Regions from separate parts of the Mus musculus genome. Here all the other regions are linked to region 3. The links are chromatin loops, found by intact Hi-C in ENCODE. Cell type or tissue: left cerebral cortex. All regions are shown on one strand. Each heading gives the region's core, and the rest is flanking DNA. Links, peaks and the distances in the headings are about the cores only. Region 1 has its middle 88 kb from the start of Gm34848. Region 2 has its middle 100 kb from the start of Gm34848. Region 3 has its middle 75 kb from the start of Il17rd.

Evidence for each region. A loop is a pair of places that touch in the nucleus more often than their neighbours do. Peaks named below come from ENCODE experiments on the same cell type or tissue, not always from the same donor. Only the 100,000 strongest peaks of a DNase experiment are listed, where the experiment ranks them.
Region 1: a loop joins it to region 3, with 2.3 times the contacts of the local background. A loop is called at or near these places in 25 of 42 quality-filtered maps.
Region 2: it touches region 3 in a loop (3-fold over the local background); 10 of 42 quality-filtered maps call a loop at or near these places.

The regions. Positions count from the first base shown.
Region 1 is chr14:27,174,978-27,181,365 of GRCm38, reverse strand. It overlaps a transcript of Arhgef3 not described here. Among named protein-coding and RNA genes, the nearest start is that of Gm34848, 88 kb to the left of the region's middle. In left cerebral cortex, for the core only: no CTCF peak of the experiment used is centred there; a DNase peak (open chromatin) is centred at 2,631.
Region 2 is chr14:27,162,885-27,169,272 of GRCm38, reverse strand. It overlaps a transcript of Arhgef3 not described here. Among named protein-coding and RNA genes, the nearest start is that of Gm34848, 100 kb to the left of the region's middle. In left cerebral cortex, for the core only: no CTCF peak of the experiment used is centred there; DNase peaks (open chromatin) are centred at 1,995 and 2,359.
Region 3 is chr14:27,111,286-27,117,673 of GRCm38, reverse strand. It overlaps a transcript of Arhgef3 not described here. Among named protein-coding and RNA genes, the nearest start is that of Il17rd, 75 kb to the right of the region's middle. In left cerebral cortex, for the core only: CTCF peaks have their summits at 3,229 and 3,903 (motif pointing left); no DNase peak of the experiment used is centred there; H3K4me3 peaks cover 1,067 bases.

The sequences.
Region 1 (6,388 bases), core at 533-5,532, 64 kb before region 3:
CCATCCCCCCACATACATGCCCATAGGCTAACGTGATCTAGACAATCCCTCAGTGAGACTCTTCCCAGGTGATTGCAGAGTGTGTCAAGAGTTGACAATAAAAACCAGTCCATCCCATTATCTCATTGTGAGCACATACCCCTGTGGTAAGAAGGAAAAAAATGTAAATACTTTCTAATGAGGTTATCCTTCTACTAGTTTAGCTAGAAACACCAGGCCTTTGCTTTCTCTAATGTCTTTGTATACATGTGTGCCCACAAGGTACTAGAATCAAACCAAGGTCTTATGCATATAACGCAAGGGCTCTGTCATCGAGCTATATCCCTAAACCCCAGTTCTTCACCAAAGAGAAAGTAATAGCATGCAATTATTACAACGAAAAGATCACTATCCACAGACATCTTAACCCCTAGTGAACAGACTTCATTTTGCTCCAGGGGCTTGAATCCTGACTTTAATACATTAGTTGTGAGACCTCAGTCAAGGATTTAACCACCCTGAACTTTTTGCTTCCTAGGCCATAAAGTACAACTCACAGCAATGTCTGCATCATACGGTGGCCGTGAGATGATGAGAAAAGTTGTCACGTGTCCCCATCGTCTGGTGTGTGGTAAGTGAACCCAAGATATTACCCACATGGTTACAATGTTATCATCAACTACAAAGCAAGCCCCTCGAGTTTCTTTAGCAATGGCTTCTAGAAGCATTGCATCCAGCACCTCTTTTGTTAAAGAAGACACTGCACACAGCCAGCATACATCAGGTTCCACAAAAGATGGGCCTTTCGAGGAGGTGGTAGCACACACCTTTAATTCCATCCTGCACTTGGAAGGCAGAGGCAGATGGATTTCTGTGAGCTCGAGGCCAACCTGGTCTAACAGATCAACTAGGACAGCCAGGGCTACACAGAAAAACCTAGTCTTGCAAAACAAAACAAAACAAAACAAAACAAAACAAAACAAAACAAAACAAAGCTGGGCCTTCCCTGAGTCTAGGGACAAGCACCCACAGCACGCACTCCTCCCCACTCCTCCCTCAGTACGGCAGTCTGGACTCCTCCCACATGGGCATGAGCAACACAGAAGGCCCCTGCAGGTGAGTCCTATGGACAGAGCCGCAGTGAGTGATATATTTTGAACCATTAGCCATATTGACACACAGGTCTTCACTGCTCTCTAAAGCTTCATGTTTGGATAGGGGAGCTGTTTACCTCCGCATTCTCTCACAATGACAGACTCACGGTTTCTCACTGTCAGAACAGACGCTGTGACAGGAGCCACCCCTGTCCTGGCCTGGGGACCTGAGCCAGGGCTGTAGATGACAGTGCCTGATGCTTCCCTTCGTCCTCAGCAGCAGTGTGCTCCTAGGTGGTGATTGAATGTTCTTGGCGCCGCAGTTCCCTCTATTGCTACAGGAGGACACAGTCCCCTCTTCTGGCCAAACATGTAAGCTGAAAGGGATCCCAGAGTCTCTTGACTCTGGGCTGGTCCCTTTGTCCTTGCTGGAACATGGACATGAGGGTAGAGATGAGCAGCCATAGTAGAAAGGAAAGGACAAAGTTCATCGAGAAGATGGCAGAGTGTGGGAAAAGGTGGAAAGGCAGTTGTTAGGGTATTAAGTACACAAACGTCTTCCTACCATTCAATATGACATATACATCATACTACAAAGGAACAGAAATCATTCCCCCCAAAAAGATGAGTTAAGTCTTGTCTTAAATCCTAAAACTCAAAGTCAGAGTCCTCATTAACTATAAGGGTTTTCTTCCTACCCATAAGCATTCCCTGTGTATGCCAGCATCTTTGAGTGCTCTTTGAGATAAAATAATGACAGTAGCCCACATGTTTAACCGCAGCACTCAGGAGGTAGAGGCAGGCTGGTCTCTAGGAGTTCAAGGTTTATCTCGAGTATATAGTAAGTTCCAAGCCAGCCAAGGCTACGTGGTGAGACCCTAACTCAAAAGAGAGAGAGAAAGAGAAGAGGGAGGACAAAGAAGGGGGGGGAGAGAAAGGAGGGCAGGATTAAAGACAATGGTCACAAGATGCTGAGGGTTTACTCTAGGCCCCTACACGTAGTACTGTAGTTAAACAAGAAGACTCATTCTGTTATGTAGGGAGACTCCTTAACAGCAAGTAGCCTAGCAACCACAATGCCCAGGGAGTGGCAGGGCCAGGATCTAAACCAACTCCATCCCCATCCCTATCCCTACCCTCGCCAATGGAGGCTGTGAGCCTAACACTCAAGGGACCATGCTGGAGTACAGGTGTCCACTATCCACAGACCATGTGTCTTCTGCCTTGCCTGGAGAAGGAAGGTTACAGGTGAGATCAGTAAGGACCTTGCATCTGATGGGTGGGACCCGGGGATCACAGGTACTGTCTGAAGTGGGAAGGGTAGCAGCAGAGGTGTAGCAATGGACACCGAGTAAACTGGTGCTCGGGAGAGACCTCCAGTCTTGAAGAGTGGAACCCACAGAGGGTGGAACACGCAAGGCCGTGATGGACATGCCCCAGCGCCTCCAACGGGAACCAGATTTGCTCACATCTGGATCAGCCCCACAGCTGACTGCAGACTGCTCAACTCCAAAACTGTGCAAGAAGCAGCACATGTTTAAGCCATGGGCTGGCTGTTTGCCACGGAAACCCTGGAAACAGAACTGTTGTTGCCAACGGCCCAAGTCCTCACCCTCCATCGCTTGTTAGTCCAGGGAGGAGGACAGTCTGCTTCCACAGATCACAAAAGGGCCCTGACAGCGTGCTGGGAAACCTGGAGAAAGGTCCCTAACTGTGGCAGCAAAACATCTTCAAAGTCCAAGGAGACCATCATAGGCTGGGGCCGCTTAATGGGTTTCTCAACACACTGGCTTTCTAAGGGACCCACCCTGATAATGTTTCCTCGAGTGTGAGGGACAAGGCCCTTTGTAAGGGAAGAGGTGACACCCTCCAAGCTTCCTTCCTGAAATATCATGGTATCCGGATTGACCAGTGGGTTCCTCCCAGGCTCTTCAGATGGGCCCTGTGCCTCAGACAGCTGATGCCTGACATTTCCCCTGGCTACAGCCAGGCCCATACACAGATGACCATGGGAGGAAATAGTGTGTCCAGCTTACAGATTTTCCTTTGGGTCAAATGGCTCCAGCAAGCAGCAGTCACGGATAACATGATGCTATCTGACCTCAGCCCAGGCAAGCACTAAAGAGGTTACAAAGTTATGGTAGAGTTCTGGAAACCCTTGAGATAAATATATGAGAGTAACAAAAAGACATTTATATTTCCTCAAAAAATGGTCCTGCTTCTGGGCACATGCCCAAATGATGCTTCAGCACTCACAAGGACACTGGCTCAACTACGTTCATGGCAGCTTTATTCATAATAGCCAGACACTAGAAACAACTTACATGACCCTCTATTGGCAAGCGGGTACACAAAATGTGGTTTGTTTACACAATGGAATATTACTCAGCTACTAAAAACAAGGCCGGCATGAATTTCGCAGCCAAATGGATGGAACTAGAAAATATCATCCTGAGTGAGGCAACCCAGACCCAAAAGGATATGCATGGTATGTACTCACTGGTAAGTGGATATTAGCCATAAAGTACAACCATGCTACATTCCACAGAACCAAAGAAGCCAAATAACCAGGAGGACCCAAGGGAGGATGGTTGAATCTTTCTCAGAAGGGGAAACAAAACAGATATCAGAGGTTGGTGGATCTGTGAAGAAGAGGCGCTGGGGAGGGGAGTGGGGACGAGGGAGTGCATCCTATGTAGGGAGGGCAGGGGAGCGAGAAGGAGGAGGTGGGGGGATCTTTAGGATGTACCAGATAGATCTGGGGTGGGGATAAAGCCCCAGAGGGTTTGTGGGGGCCACTCTAGCTAGACTCCTAGTGGTGGAAGATATGGATCCTGAAGAGGCCACTTCCTGTAGCCAGGCAGGACTCCCAGGGGAGAGATAAGGACAGCAACCCATCCACAAAACCTTTGGCCCAAAATGTATCCTGCCTATAAGATGAAAAGGGCAAGGACAGGGCAGAGACTGAAGGACTGTTCAACCAATGACCGCCCTGAATTGAGACCCACCCCATTGGCAAGACACTATTAATGATACTCCGTTATGCTTGCAGACAGGAGCCTAGCATAACTGTACTCTGAGAGGCTTCACCCAGCAGCCAATGGAAAGAGATGCAGAGACTCACACCCAAACATTAGACGGAGCTGGGAGGATTACAGAAGAATTGGGAGGACTGAGGAACCCGAAGAGGACATGGACTCCACAAGAAGACCAACAGAGTTAACTAACCTGAACCCTTGGGGGCTCCCAGAGACTGAATCATCAAAGAGTGAGCACAGGCTGGACCTAGGCATCCCTCCCCCCACATATGTAGCAGATGAATAGCCTGGTCTTCATGAAGGTCCCCCAACAACTGGAGTAGAGTCTGTCCCTGATCCTGTTGCCTGCCTGCCTGCCTGCCTGCCTGCCTATGGATCTCGTGCCCATAAATGGACAGCCTTGTCTGGCCTCAGAGGGAGAAGATGCACATGGTCCTCAAAGAGAAGGGGAAGGTGGACTGGGGGTAGGACTTGCATGGGTACTGGGAGGAGAGGGGAGATATATTGCAATGTAAAGTGAATTAATTAATTTTAAAAACTGGTTCTGATGATACATACGTAGAACTCCCATGTGAGGGACTGTTATAAGAAGGTCATGCAATGGGGCATATTACGGACATCTTGTCTCAACAACCACCCCAAGGTTTTCTTTTTAAAAAATCTAAGAGGAAGCCCAGATCTTTCTAAAACAAAAGACCTCTAAGGCAAAAGCCTAAGCCATGCTGTTAAGAAAGAGAGACTGCTTCTGGTGTGTGTACCTCATCTATAAAACACACCCAGCTTCAGCATTTGGGAAACGGGAGATGGGGACACTAAGGAGTACTCGCGAGTGACAACAAGCACTTGCTGCAGGCCTAACTGTGACTGTAAGAACCCCATGTCAGAGCTACTGATGTCAATCCCATTTGACAGATGAGGAAACTGAGGCATGGGGTGTTAAGTAGCTTGGCCCAGTCTCAGACAGGAAGTAGTGTGGCAGAGTGAGGAGCCAACACAGACAATTTCAGCAGCAGAGATGTCTCTGTTACCTGTCTCTACCCTACTCTGTCAGCAACCCCCAAGGAAGTTCTCTGATTGAATTAACTCCAGTGTTCCAACCATGGGGACACCTGTGCTTGATAGCCTGTCAGCTAACCCCAGTCTGGCAGCCTAGAATGAAGCTGCAAACCAAGTACTTGAAGGAACCAGGGCATCAAGTCTGTTCAGTTCTATTCTCCGACCTGGGGAAGGAAGAGAATCATATTTGCAGGAGACCCAACACAGGGTCTGACTGCTTCCCTGGCATGTCTCTGGGCACATGGGGAAAAGGCTATAGTCTTTGGAACAAAAGTACTTTCAGGTTTGCCAAAAAATGTCATCTATGCAATATGCCTTCTTGACACAACCCATAAGCACATATCAGGAGGGACTGCTGTGTAACACATAGCCTTCAGGCCAATAATTATCTCACCTGTAATTCTACATACCACAAAGTTGATTTCCCCTATAGCTATAGGGTAAGCCATCCAGAGCATCTAATGACAGTTGGTACTTATTGTTGAATGAACACTAAATACATGAGACGTCTTTAAGCAGAATCTGTTACTTTCTCTGTTTGTCTCAGCCACTCAATCCATATTGCAGCCAGCCCAGCCCATACAATAGACTCTAACGTGTTAGAGTAACTCTAACGGTTGGAGTAATGTGAGAGGCAACCGCTGAGGAGCCAAGTTAAGCCGCACCTGCCGTGGGGGAAACTCCCAGCTGTTTGTGTCCAGAACCAAGAAGAGGTTGTCCCCAGAAGCTCTGCCTCAAGACAGAGGTCGCTTGTTCTAAGACAACCCACCCAAAGCCCCTAATGGCCTTCCTGAAAGAATCGCTACACCTCCGACCACCAGACGGGAAACTCATTACGCAGCCTGTACCCTCTGGTCTCCATTGTCACTGGCATCTTCTGAGCCATCAGAAAACCAACTCCCAGGAGCCTGCGCTCTGACAGGCGGTATCCGGGGATAGTCAGATTTCTATCAGCAACAACACCTGGCATTTCTTGTTGGCTCCATCTCAAAACTCCACCCCTAGCCGGCAGCTCTCAGCTTTTAATACCTCCTGAACAATCGGTCTTTAAGAAACCTCATGTATTAGTGACAAGGCGGTTGCCAGGACAATGGTTAGTTCAGTGCCCTGTCTGCCCTCGATAGCTCTCCAAACTCTGGCACCTTCAACACTGCCAAGGGATGAGCCTCCTGAGCCATCTCAGTCTAAGCCAATGAAACAACGTCTCCGTCTCCGAGAGCC
Region 2 (6,388 bases), core at 480-5,479, 52 kb before region 3:
GAAGCTACCACATTACTTATGTAAACTCAGATGGGCACTCAGACACAGGCCATATAATCTTTTGGGACTGCTATCATGGGCATGATGTGTCATTGACTGAAATGTCTTTATGTGTTCCATGACTGCATAGGCCTCTTCTTTTTCCCTACCCCACCTAGGATACATGAGGCCATACACAAGCTGCAGTAAGGTACTGATGGCATATTGTGGGTAGATGCCAGGAATCCTGCTAAACAAAGCATAGAGCATGCCTACAACAAAGATTCTTCTACCCAGAGTATACATGTTCTCCAGGTTAGGAAGTCTGACCCAAACCACTGGGTGTTGAATATGGATTTGGCATCAGAAAGTGTCCTAATAACCACACGTTGTCACCTCACTTCACAAGGGGATAACTCAAATGGCTTATCACAGACCACTCTCAACACCTGACCTGTGTTTCTCAATTAGCCTCTGTGTCCTGGAGGTTCATGGGAGCTGGGTTGGGAAAGTGCTTTAACAGTACAGCTCCAACTAAATCACTCTCCCTGACCCGCACTGAAAGTAAACAGAGGAGCAGTGCACAGAAGCAGCCAGCCTGACTAGCAAGCAGCTGGATGGGCCACTGACATCAGTATTCCCCGTGAAGGACTGGTGGGGTCAAGTACAGATGACAGCATCTATCAGGCAGGGCATCTGATTCATGTCCTGCCTCTAATCCTAGGACCATTAGCTTGAGGATGACAGCTCAACCAAGGTGGCAATAGTAATGATGAAGATAACCACTGACAGCAGGTCACGGACTGCACTTTCCCCGAAGATGATCTCATTCAACCCTCTTCACCACCACATTCGCTTCACTCATCTCCAGTTTGCAAGTGAACCCAAGTGACTTGTCTGAGGCCTGATGAGGCAGGAGACCTCTGAGTAAGTCTGCAGGTTCCAGGCTAGAGAGCTGCCTCAGCAGTTTAGAGCGTTGTTGCTCTTTCTGAGGACCTGAGATCAATTCCTAGCCCACACATGGCAGCTCACAACTCTCTGTAACTCTCTGTAACTCCAGTTCCAGAAGATCTAAAGCCCTCTTTTAACTTCTGTGGGTACCAGGCACATAAGCAATGCAGACAGACATACATGCAAGGCAAAACATCCAAATACATAAAATAGTAATAATAATAATAAGCCTTTAAAACAAACTCGGCAGGTAAGAGCACTGATTGCTCTTCCAAAGGTCCTGAGTTCAAATCCCAGCAACCACATGGTGGCTCACAACCATCCATAATGAAATCTGATGGCCTCTTCTGGTGTGTCTGAAGTCAGCTACAGTGTACTTACATATAATAAATAAATAAATATTAAAAAACAAAAACAAAAAGTCTTCATGTTCCACCATGCAGTCCACAGACATGCCACTGGAGACATGCCTTGTCTGTACCATTAACAGCCACACAAGGAAAAGAGGGACTCGCATGCTCACATACTGTCCTTCTGCCAATGGACACCTTCAATGACATTGTCAACTCTAATTTATGTACTTCACTATGCAGAGTCTCGGGCATCCTAACCAAACAATACTGCCAGATGGATGGCTGAAAACTGCCTTCTAGACCGTAATGGTACTTACAAGCCCAACAAAAAGAAGGAACAATCACCAACATAAGCCCTCCCAGGCTCTCAGCGCTATCTCGAGGGACCCCTGGACATCAGCTGATAAGTGTTGACTCATTGCCAAATCAAATGCCCATCCACGCCTGAGAGAGGTGGGCAGTATCCTCCACTGCTGCTATTCTTCCCCAGTCTGTTCTTATCTCCCCTTTCCCTGGCCTGGGAGAGCGGGCTGTCTTGGTGTGGTGCAGCTGGAGGGTCGGATAAGCAGGTGTTGAGTTTGAAAATGACCTTGCCCATCAGCTGGTGAGAGCCAAGCAGACAAGGAAGTCACTGTATCACTGTGTGCCTGGCATCCCAGCTCCAGAAAGGAGGCACAGTGAAGCCTGGGAGAGGGATGTGGGAAGTGTGCATGCAAGTGAGTGAGCACACACACACACACACACACACACACACACATACACACACAGAGGAAATCACCAACTAAAGAAAACCCGCATTATGTCACCCAGGAAAGTAAAGCCAAAATAAAAGACCCAACAGTACCCAACAGTAAGGATGTGCTGAGGGATTTCCCCAAGCACAGAGGCACACAAAGATCAACAGAGACCGATCCTTGGAAAAACCAGGAGGAGAGCCCACAGTCTATGTGGGGGCTGGCAAACTTCATTAAGAAAGTCCAGCCAGCCAGAGCAGTGTAAATGGCCCTCACTGTACGCGTCCTGGAAGAGGTCCAGTGGCCAGGACATGCTGTGGGAAGAAAGGCAGTCCACTAACCCAGATCTCATTAAATGTGGGTTAACTGGCTCCATTCCCTCCAGCTCAAGGGGCCAAGGGAGGCCTGAATGGAGTACTTTTCAGAATAGAAAACCCGAGCCCGCCAAGCCAGCGCCTTTTATTTTCTCACATCCTTTCGGTTGCTCAGCTGGGTGACCCGACTGCCCTGGGCCCGAGAGAAACAGCCCTTCTCTCCCCTCATTATCCTCACCAGGCCATCACTCTCCCAGCGTGCTCTGACCTGACCAAAACTCCTTCCCCATGGTGTGGTCAACAACACCGAGGAATGAAGCATCCATGAACGCCAAACATTGTCCCCATTGAACAAAAGGTAGAGTCTTGAATAATGGCCTGTGTACATTTTCCTGCGGGTTGGTCTACCTCTCTTGCCACCACCACAGGACACTGCCCACTGCTGGAGGAGCAATCATTAACTTCTTCTCTTTGAGGCTTGTTTTTGTTTTTTTTTTTTTTTTTTTTTTGGTTTTTTGAGACAGGGTTTCTCCGTGTAGTTCTGGCTGTCCTGGAACTCACTTTGTAGACCAGGCTGGCCTCAAACTCTGAAATCCACCTGCTTCTGCCTCCCGAGTGCTGGGATTAAAGGCGTGCGCCACCACGCCCGGCCCTCTTTGAGTTTTAAAATGTATTATTGTTACTATTATGATTATGCGGGGTGTGTGTTTGTGTGTGTGTGTGTGTGTGTGTGTGTGTGTGTGTGTGTGTGTGTTTAGGTTCTCTCCTGGGTTGCAGTGATGGGACTCCAGTCTCCAGGCTTTACCTGGCAACCACCTTCACCTCACCTGCCTGCTTCTCCCCCTTTCTTAATGGAAGAGATTGAAACAGGTTTGGGGAAAGCCTTGGCCATTGAAGTAGACGCACGTAGCAGTGACAGCTACGAACGTCAAGGCACATCTTCATCCCATACGCCAAAGGAAACAGAGGTGGGCGTGCTTCTGGGGGCTGCGCGCCAGCTAAGGCGTCAGGCTACGTACAGGGGCATTTGCTCCCTTCTTCCTCAGAGAACCTCCCCAGGCAGGGACTCTTATTAGCCTCACTTTACACTCACAGAAAGTATAGTACAGACAGGTCAAGTGACACAGGCAAGGTCACTCACCTGGCTAGTGGTACAACCAAGATGTGAATCAGTGCAGCAAGGCTCCAGAGCCTGTGTTCTTAAAGGCTATACCATCATTACCTTTAAAACAAATTTAGTGTCACGGGGAAACCTATTATTTTGTGCAACTAATAGATGCTTGTGAAGAACTTTAAACTTAGAATTATAAAATTAAAGTTATGCTAAAATGTCTGTCTATGAGGGAGGCCAGGATGTTATCAGCTTACTTTAATATCATGTCTCAGCTCCCTCGCCTGAGAAAGGCTATAAGCTGGTGTCCTGGTTTGCTTTGCTGTTGCTGGGATAAGCGCTAACGCAAGCCGACTTGGAGAGGAAAGGGTTTGCTTGGTTTACAGGTTGCAGTTCATGATTGAGGGAGGTAAGAACTCCCTCGATGCTTCAAGGCAGGAGCCATGAAGACACACCACATACTGGCTTCCTTCCACCTTGTTTCCAGCTATATTTCTTACACAGCCCAGGCCCATTTTGCTAAGCCTTCCTATTAGGAATCAATAAAAATGCTCCCACAGACATGTCCACAGGTCAATCTGATGAAGGTAATCCCCCAGTTGAAGTTCCCTCTTCCCAAGTGTGTCAAGTTGACAACCAAGGTTAGCCATTACAGTTTTTTTTAAAGCTTTCCGTAGCTTGTCAAATACAACCCTGCATCATGAAAGGATGGTTTAGTCAGGGAGTAACTATATGTATGATATGTTCCATAGATTACATTGGCCAGTGAAAGAAGGCCTGTCTTGGTCTGTGTAAATACACAAGCACTCTGTGATGTTCACTCTGGGCCAAGTCCACTAATATAGCACTTCTAGGAATACATCCTATCACCGAGCAATGGCAGCTGCCTATTCTCCTCATTTGCCATGCAGTATGTTGGGCATGTGAGTCATATCATCTCATTTAAGCCTTACACTCGCCCTATGACATCATTACTAATAGTACACCATTTACAGGTGAGGACAAGGTTCACCAAGGTAATGTCCCCGTGCGAGTTGATAAAGCAGAACAGGAAGAAGATCGCAAGACGGCCAGATTCTAGTGTGTATATTTTTCTACTCCATGTGCCATCTCTTAAGAGAATTTCAAGATTTTCTAAGAAAAAAAAATTACAGTAGAATAAAATGAGGTTTGGGAACAACCAAGTCTGATGTTTGAGCTGCCACGTTTTAGGAGGTGTCAGAGGCCATGTACCTGCTTCAGATTGACGCCTACTGATGGCCTGTGGCAAATGCCTTTTCCCATTGTCTCTCTCTAGTGCCTCACTTATAAGGAAGGATGGAGGGTGAGGATGCTGTGTCACAGTAGACCGTGACCATACTCAGCATCTGAAGCAAAGATGCCTCCGGACAGCTGTGTCTCCCCACTGATGGCAGCTTCTGTCTTCCTTCCCAGGACAAAGCCTCAGAAGCAGGTCTCCACATGGGCTTAGTGACCACCGGAGTCCAGGTGACCAGAAGAGTCATATGCCTGATCGGCTTTGCTATTATGCATCCCACTTGTAAGCTATTTAACATCTCATCAAAGATACTCTTTAAGTTGGACATGGTGGTACCTGTAATCCCCACCTTTCAGAGGCTGAGCAGAAAAACTGTGATTTCTGGGGCATCCTGGGCTACATATTTCATCTATAATACATACATACATACATACATATAACCCTTGAGGCTAGAAAGAAGGCTCAGCAGCTAAAAGTACTCATTGCTCTTATAAAGAACTTTGGTTAGACTCCCGCCCCCTACATGGTGAATCAGTAATAAAATCTGTAACTCCCAAGAACTCACAAAGTACATTCATACACATACATCTTTAAAATACATTTTTTTTTTTTTGGTTTTTCGAGACAGGGTTTCTCTGTGTAGCCCTGACTGTCCTGGAACTCACTCTGTAGACCAGGCTGGCCTCGAACTTAGAAATCTGCCTGCCTCTGCCTCCCAAGTGCTGGGATTAGAGGCGTGTGCCACCACTGCCCGGCTTAAAAACTCATTTTTTTAGAACATGTGTGTTTTCAGTTCATTTTGAAAAGGGAAAAACTTAGACTCACCATGCTGAATTAAGAGTGGGTTTGGGTAGAAGGTTAGGCATGAGAGTGAGGCTGGGGAAATCTTTCATTTAATCAAGCCTGCAGGCACCAACTCATCCTTTACCCCCAACTTCTGTTTCCATGCGTAACTCAGGAAACAAAAATGCAACATTCCACCCTGAATCAACCACTGCCAGGCCCTCAGCCTCCCCATCTCTGAGAAACACACACTCACACAATTACAGGTCACAACTAAATTCTATTCTATCCAGGAACGGAAGAATGCATTATTAGGAAATCCGTCAACGTAATTCATCTCATTAACTGAATCCAAAGGAAAAACCAATAACAAAACCCAGATGTCTCTCTCTTCTGATGCTTATCATGTTAAGTCTCAGCACCCAGTACTGACTCTTAACTAGCTCAGAACAGAGGGAAGCTTCCTTAAGAGATATGGAGATCCACTGGAAAGCACAGGGCTATTGCAAGGGAAGAGCTCTCATGCCCCGGAGGGAGCTGCCAACACAGCCAGACAGAGGAAAAACAAGGCCACCAACTGGAAATGAAGAGGAAGCAAAATTTCATTAATTTAAAGATTATATAATTATATGTCTGGAAAAAAATTCTTTCCCACAAAAATAATAACATTAAAAATAGATCTGAAAAAAACATTAGAACAAATAGGATAATTTGATAATGTTATTCAATGTAAGAAAACAAGTTAGTAATAGCCTTCTTACAGGAAGGCAGGCAGGCAAACCAACCTGAATATGAGAGAGTGATCAGCTAGCAAAATGATCATTCAAAATACATTCTTGGCCAGGCATAGTGGCACATGCCTTTCATCCCTTAGGAGGCAGAGGCGGGAGAATCTCTGTGAGTTC
Region 3 (6,388 bases), core at 702-5,701:
ACCCCAGCACTGTGGATGCTGAGCCAGGGGGATGGATAGTTCAAGGCCAGCCTGGCTATGTATCAAACTCTGTTTCAAACAAACAAAATACTATTTCCAAGTCGTGTGTGTGTGTGTGTGTGTGTGTGTGTGTGTGTGTGTGTGTGTGTGTGTGTGTCTGTGTCTGTGTCTGTCTGTCTATCTGTCTGTCTGTGCATATGTTCCCAGAAAACCTTAGTGAATCAGAACCACACACGGCTACTTCATTTCCCCTCTCTTTGATTATAGACACCAGGTAATCCAAATCAGAGATTATTTGCAGAAATCCTTAAGGTTTAAGAAGATTAAGGGCCCAAGGTTTTCAGTCAGTACAATAAAGACCACAATGAATAAAGTGACTCAGAATAATTCAGAAAAGATCAGAGAAAGAATAGAAATACAAAAATAAAAAACAAAAAAGACAAATAAATAACCTTCCCACCCCCACCCTCATCCCTACCCCCACCTCCACCCCAATTCAGTATCAGTGTCCTGAGCAACCCAGACCTTGACCTTGAGGGCTTCTAGATTATGGCAATGCCTTTGCTTTTTTTTTTCTTTTCTTTTTTCCCCCTGCCTCTTTTTGTCCCCTTTCCCACTGCCTATCTTGGATTCTGAAAACAGGCTGGCCTTGAACTTCTGATCCTCTTGCTCAACCTCCTGAGCTTTGCTTTCTCCGATGCTCACACAGGACTCAGTGGCACCCTGACTTCTGGCTGGGGACAGGGACTTCAGGGATAACAAGAAGTGCAGAACGCTGTCTTGGATGGGTATGGATGGAAGGCAGGCCAATCAGGAAGTGAAACAGACAGGAAGAACAAGAGCAGCAGAGGTCTGGAGGCCACATCTTATCCTCAGAGGGGCACAGAGTTCTGGTTCCTCATCCCCACAGTGGAGCCAGCTGTATTAGAAGGTTGTAAGTTCCCTGCCTTCAAAGGATTTCAGCACTACTACTCTCAATGTGGGGATCAGTGGTTCATGCTTGGAATGCCGGCATTTGGGAGGCTTGGACACCCCAAACTCAGATTTCTATTAGCTGTACCCTATACTACAGGCTCCACAAATGCTACGATCCCTAACCCAGGACCTGCTATCATCTTCTTGCCTAGATAGTCACTTGGCCTGGGTTTCTCATGTTCTAGTAGACATGAATCTTCTATGAAATGTGTGCTTTGAGCAAACAGAGAAAACAGCACACATGCACCATCTCCACTCCCCCTAAGTGTGGGTTTGTCCCGAGAGGGGTGAGGACCCTTTATTACCCACAGGTGATTCAGACTCCACTTCTGTGGCACACAGGCTTCTTGCAGTGTCATTTTCCAGAGGATTCCCAGGAGTTCAGCACTCCTGTTTTCGGAGTTCAAGAAAGAGACTGAACAGGTGCAGCCCAGAAAGACACCAACGATGCAGAGTACCTTCACTCTGCTCTAGATGAAAGGATGGCTTCGAGCCAGACCAGAGCAGACTCCCGGACCCGGAAAGAGACACTGATGTCAGCTGATTGTGGCCCCAATGCTAGGAGGGATTCCAGAGAAATCTCATCCATTCTGACTCCCAAAGGCACATACAAGTTTCCAGAGCATCCAAGACCTCATTCCCAGCAGTATTCTTGGCAAAGGTTATGTCTAACCCCACATTCTCGGATACACTCTGCACAAGCTGGTTAACTACAGGAGACATTCTTACAAAGCCAAGTTTCCTAATCTGAACAGAGCATCCTGGTGCTGGATAGGTAAGGTCAGATCCCAAGCAGAAGAGGAAGAAACATGGACTTGCATATCACCTTACTGGGAAGTTAAAGATGCCAGCCCACTATGACACTGATGTCGTTGGCCACAACAAGAACACAACACAGAGAGAATTCACCTGGAGCCAATCAGTATGGTGCTCATATAACCTTATGAAAACTTTAAAGCTTTGTGCTAGTATCACATCTCTCTTACAGATGAGGATACGGCAGGCAGCACAGATGTGCAATGTAACTATGCCACAGCCAAGATAACCACAGCAAAATCCTCTTCCTCTAAAGAACAAGGTATACACCTGTGTAGTGCAAGAAATGCTTCCAGTTTCCACCGGTGCATTCCGGACAACTTCTATTCACATCCTAGGTTCTGGAAGCAAGCCTGGTTCAAGCAATAAACGGAGCAAGCCAAGTCCTCCAGGAACAAGCCGCTCTGTTCCCGCACCCTTCCAACCAGGATAAGACGCTGCTGGCGCCAGGGCCGCCCTCCACCATGCAAAGCCCTAGGGAGCCGGGATTCAAACCCAGTTCCAATCATTTCCACCCTCAGAAAAAAAATGCTCTCTAGCTTCTGGCTACAAGGCATTCCCGATCACCTTAAGTCCTTGGGTGGGCGCCTCCCATCTCAGAACTGTCCACTGTGCAGTTTAAAAGACGCGGTCTCAGATGCGGTCTCGGGCGTAAGGATCCTGGCTGGTGGTGGTACCCGGGTTCCTGCCAAGTGGCCAGAGACACTGACTTGGAGAAGTCCTGCGACAGGGCGCGCCCCAGACAGGTGGCGCCTCCCTCCCGGAAGTGGCTCCGGGAACTTTCTCCCAGTAGCTATCGGGGACCGAAGTTGGGGGTCCCTGGCAGGAGCGGAGGCAGGCAGAAGCAGGCGGTGACACTATCTACCCAACGCGCCCCAAAGTGGCTATGGGGACCCAACTCCGGTGGGGGCGGCGGGTGAAAGGAGGGTCACGCGACGCGATGTCCCAGTTGCTCTTACCTCGGCGTCCCGCTGGTTCTGCCCTGCTGGGTTGAAGCACAGGGCCGCAGCGGTGACTGCGGGGACGGCTCCCCGGGGCGGGGCGGGGCCGGAGCCTTGGAGGCCGGGCGGGCCACGTGGGCGGGAGGCGGGCCCGGGGACCCCCCGCAGGACGGGCCTGGCTGCTAGCGGAGGACTGACCTAGACTCTTGGAGACTTGCAGGCAAGGCTCAGTCCCCGTGCGTCCCACGCCTGGTCCGAGGGTCCTGGTAAACTAAGAAGGGCCTGGGAGGAGGACATTTGGGACGAAATCTGACACCCAAAGAGGACCCAAATTGGAGAGTTCACTAGAGCACAGAAAGGGTGCACAGCCCACCTCCGGCTCTCTCCGGTGGCGGCTCTGGATCGCGACTATAGCATGACAGGAGGAGGGCAAAACTCATCCCGAAGTGGCAGAGCTTGCCCTGGAGAGCAAGAACCCAAGCCTGTGCATGAAGCCTCCACCCCCGCCACTAGGTTTAATCTTGGGCACGTCAGGCCTTGTCCAACTAACTCCTTTCCTGTCTGAAGGTGAAAATGAAGATAGCGTGGGCCCAGTAGGTTGTCAGTAATCGATGGTTTGTAGGTAAGTGCGGAGCACAATAAGGGTAGGGCTCTCAGTAGCCTGGGTCACCCACACAGAAATAAACATATGAATCGAAATAAAACTATTTGCTGAATGAATACAACCTCAGGACTTCATAAAATAAGGACTAATGAATGCTGTGGACAAAACGGTAGTTTCTGGACTGTTGTGAAAGTGTAAACCCTGGGGCTGAAAATAAAAAAATAAAATAAAATAAAAAACTCACTGGTTGCTTCTACATGTCACCTGGCCCATGCCGTTTTAGGTGCTTGATAGAATTTAACATTCTCAGCAGCCCAGAGCGTGTAAGTTTATATGGATTCCACCTCCCAACATGTAGACCCTGAAGCCTGGATGAAACCAGCCATCATGTACAGAGATGGCAGTTGGATCCCTTGAATATAGAGGAGGAACCTCAGCCAAGGTGCTAAGATACCAAAAGCTGCTTTGGAGAGATGGCTCAGCAGTTAAGAGCACTGTGGACTGCTCTTCCGAAGGTCCTGAGTTCAAATCCCAGCAACCACAACCATCTGTAGTGAGATCTGACGCCCTCTTCTGGCGTGTCTGAAGACAGCTGCAGTGAACTTATTCTAATAAAAAATAAATCTTTGGGCCAGAGCCAGTGGGGCCGACCAGTGTGAACAGAGGTCCTGAATTCAATTCCCAGCAACCACATGATGGCTCACAAGCATCTGTACAGCTACAGTGTATCCATCACATACATAAAATAAATAAATCTTAAAAAAAATAGACACAAGATCAGTGCTCGGAGAGTTCCTAGTGATCCTTGCCTGAGCACTAACTGCCACCCCCACAGGAAAAGATGACAGGGCGAGCTCCTGGAGTAGGAGCCACCTTGCCTGCTAGCATTCCTGGGGCCCGGATCTTTCTGTCCAGGTCCTCTGGCCAGAAAGAAGTGTTCAGAATTGTCTCCCACCCAGATGGACTTTCCTTAAAAAAAACAAAACAAAAAAACCTTTGCTGCTGCAAGCTCTTGTCATGGTCTCCCAGCACTGGGTGATCTCTCATTGGCCTGCAGCTCATCTTTGGGACTAAACACAAAGCATCTTCATTCCACTCTGGCTTCAAGAAGTCTCTGTGACCAGAGACCCAGTGATGTTCAGGAAACACACACCCTCGACAGTATTGCCAGGGGAAATGTCCACATCCAAACCCCAGGCCTCAACCTTTCCCTCCCACTTCGAGTGGTGGGAAATCCCCACCACAGTTCAAGCAGTATTAAGTAGGGGCTAGAGAGATGGCTCAGCGACTCTTGCAACTGGGCTTTGGTACACACACACACACACACACACACACCGTCTGTGGATTATAGACACCTGTATGAAACTCAAGTTCTAGGAAAAGAGCTCTGATGTCCTCTTTGGATCTCAATTACTTGCATGCAAGTGACTCGCATACAGACACACACTCATAAATAAAAAGTTTTTTTTAATTAAAAGAATTAACTAAGGGGCTTCTACTTATTGAAGGCCCAGCAGATTTCCAGCTCACCGTTCCATACCCGACAGTCTCCCCATACAGCCCTGTCAAAATTGTCTTCCCTTTGTGTTCAATTTAGCACTTAAAGAGTTGGAAGTCAGGCTCAGCTAGATCTGTCTCAAAAAAAAAAAAAAGATTTATTTATTTTTTTATTTTTATTTTTTTAAAAGATTTATTTATTATTATATGAAAGTACACTGTAGCTGTCTTCAGACACACCAGAAGAGGGCATTAGATCTCATTACAGATGGTTGTGAGCCACCATGTGGTTGCTGAGATTTGAACTCATGATCTTCAGAAGGACAGTCAGTGCTCTTAACCACTGAGCCATCTCTCCAGCCCCCTTATTTTTTTTTTTTTTAATGTCTTCTACACATCCGGCACTGGACCAGGCTCTGGAGAACTGTGGTAACTGTCATTAAAGCCGATTCCTTCTGGGATCTCACTGAACTAACTGATAAGTGAGACAGACCCTTAACAGGCAGGTAGGGCCTAGGATGTGGCAAAAGACACTGAAGAGGAGGTGCTGGTGAAGACAGCAGATGGCCTTCTGTACTGGACTGGGCCCTGACATGGCATGGGGAAGCTGGAGAGCATGGGCTACATGGCTGGAGGTCCACACAGTGGACAGGCGCTGAGACAACAAGGCAGAGAATGCTTCATGCCAAGTTGAGGCAGCAGACCTCGCTCACAAAAACACTCAGACAGTAGTATGTGACTTGGAGGCACAAAGCTAACTGTTGAGTGAAGTGTAAACAGAGTGGTAAGTGTCCTATACAGGATGAGAGGAGATGTGCCTTTTTATTATTACTAAAGGCAAAGCCCTTGGTTTCCTGTTTCATATGTCAGGATATCCAGAAAGTGAGACATACCTGCAAGTGTCATGGGTAGGAATAACAGGTAAGATCACCCCACAAGAGTTTATACTGCTGGGGACTGAGTTCAGGGCCTTAGATCTGCTAAGTGCTTTCTTTTCTTTTGAGACTAGGTCTCAATAAGTTACTCGGGCAGTCCTTGAATTTTTTAAAGGACTCATAATTTTCCTACTTTAGATGTTTGTTTTGTTTTGTTTTTTGTTTTTTATTTATTTATTTATTTATTTATTTTTTGAGACAGGGTTTCTCTGTATAGATAGCCCTGGCTGTCCTGGCACTCACTTTGTAGACCAGGCTGGCCTCGAACTCAGAAATCCGCCTGCCTCTGCCTCCCGAGTGCTGGGATTAAAGGCATGCGCCACCATGCCCAGCTTTTTTGTTTTTGTTTTACTTTAGACTCCAGTGTAGGGATTACAGTCCTATGCCACCAGGCCTGGATCCCATGAGTTTAGTTTATAATACAGTGTCCCCTCATATCCTGCTAGGCTCTGAGGATGGGCAGGGAGTTAGGGGGTAGGGACATAGGACTTGGCTCCCATAGGAATGGGACAGGGAACAAGCAGAAAATATGTTAGACTATCTAGTCTTTAGAAACTGGCAGAGAAGCTGGGCATGGTAGTCCATGCCTTTAATCCCAGCACTTGGGAGGCAGAGGCAGG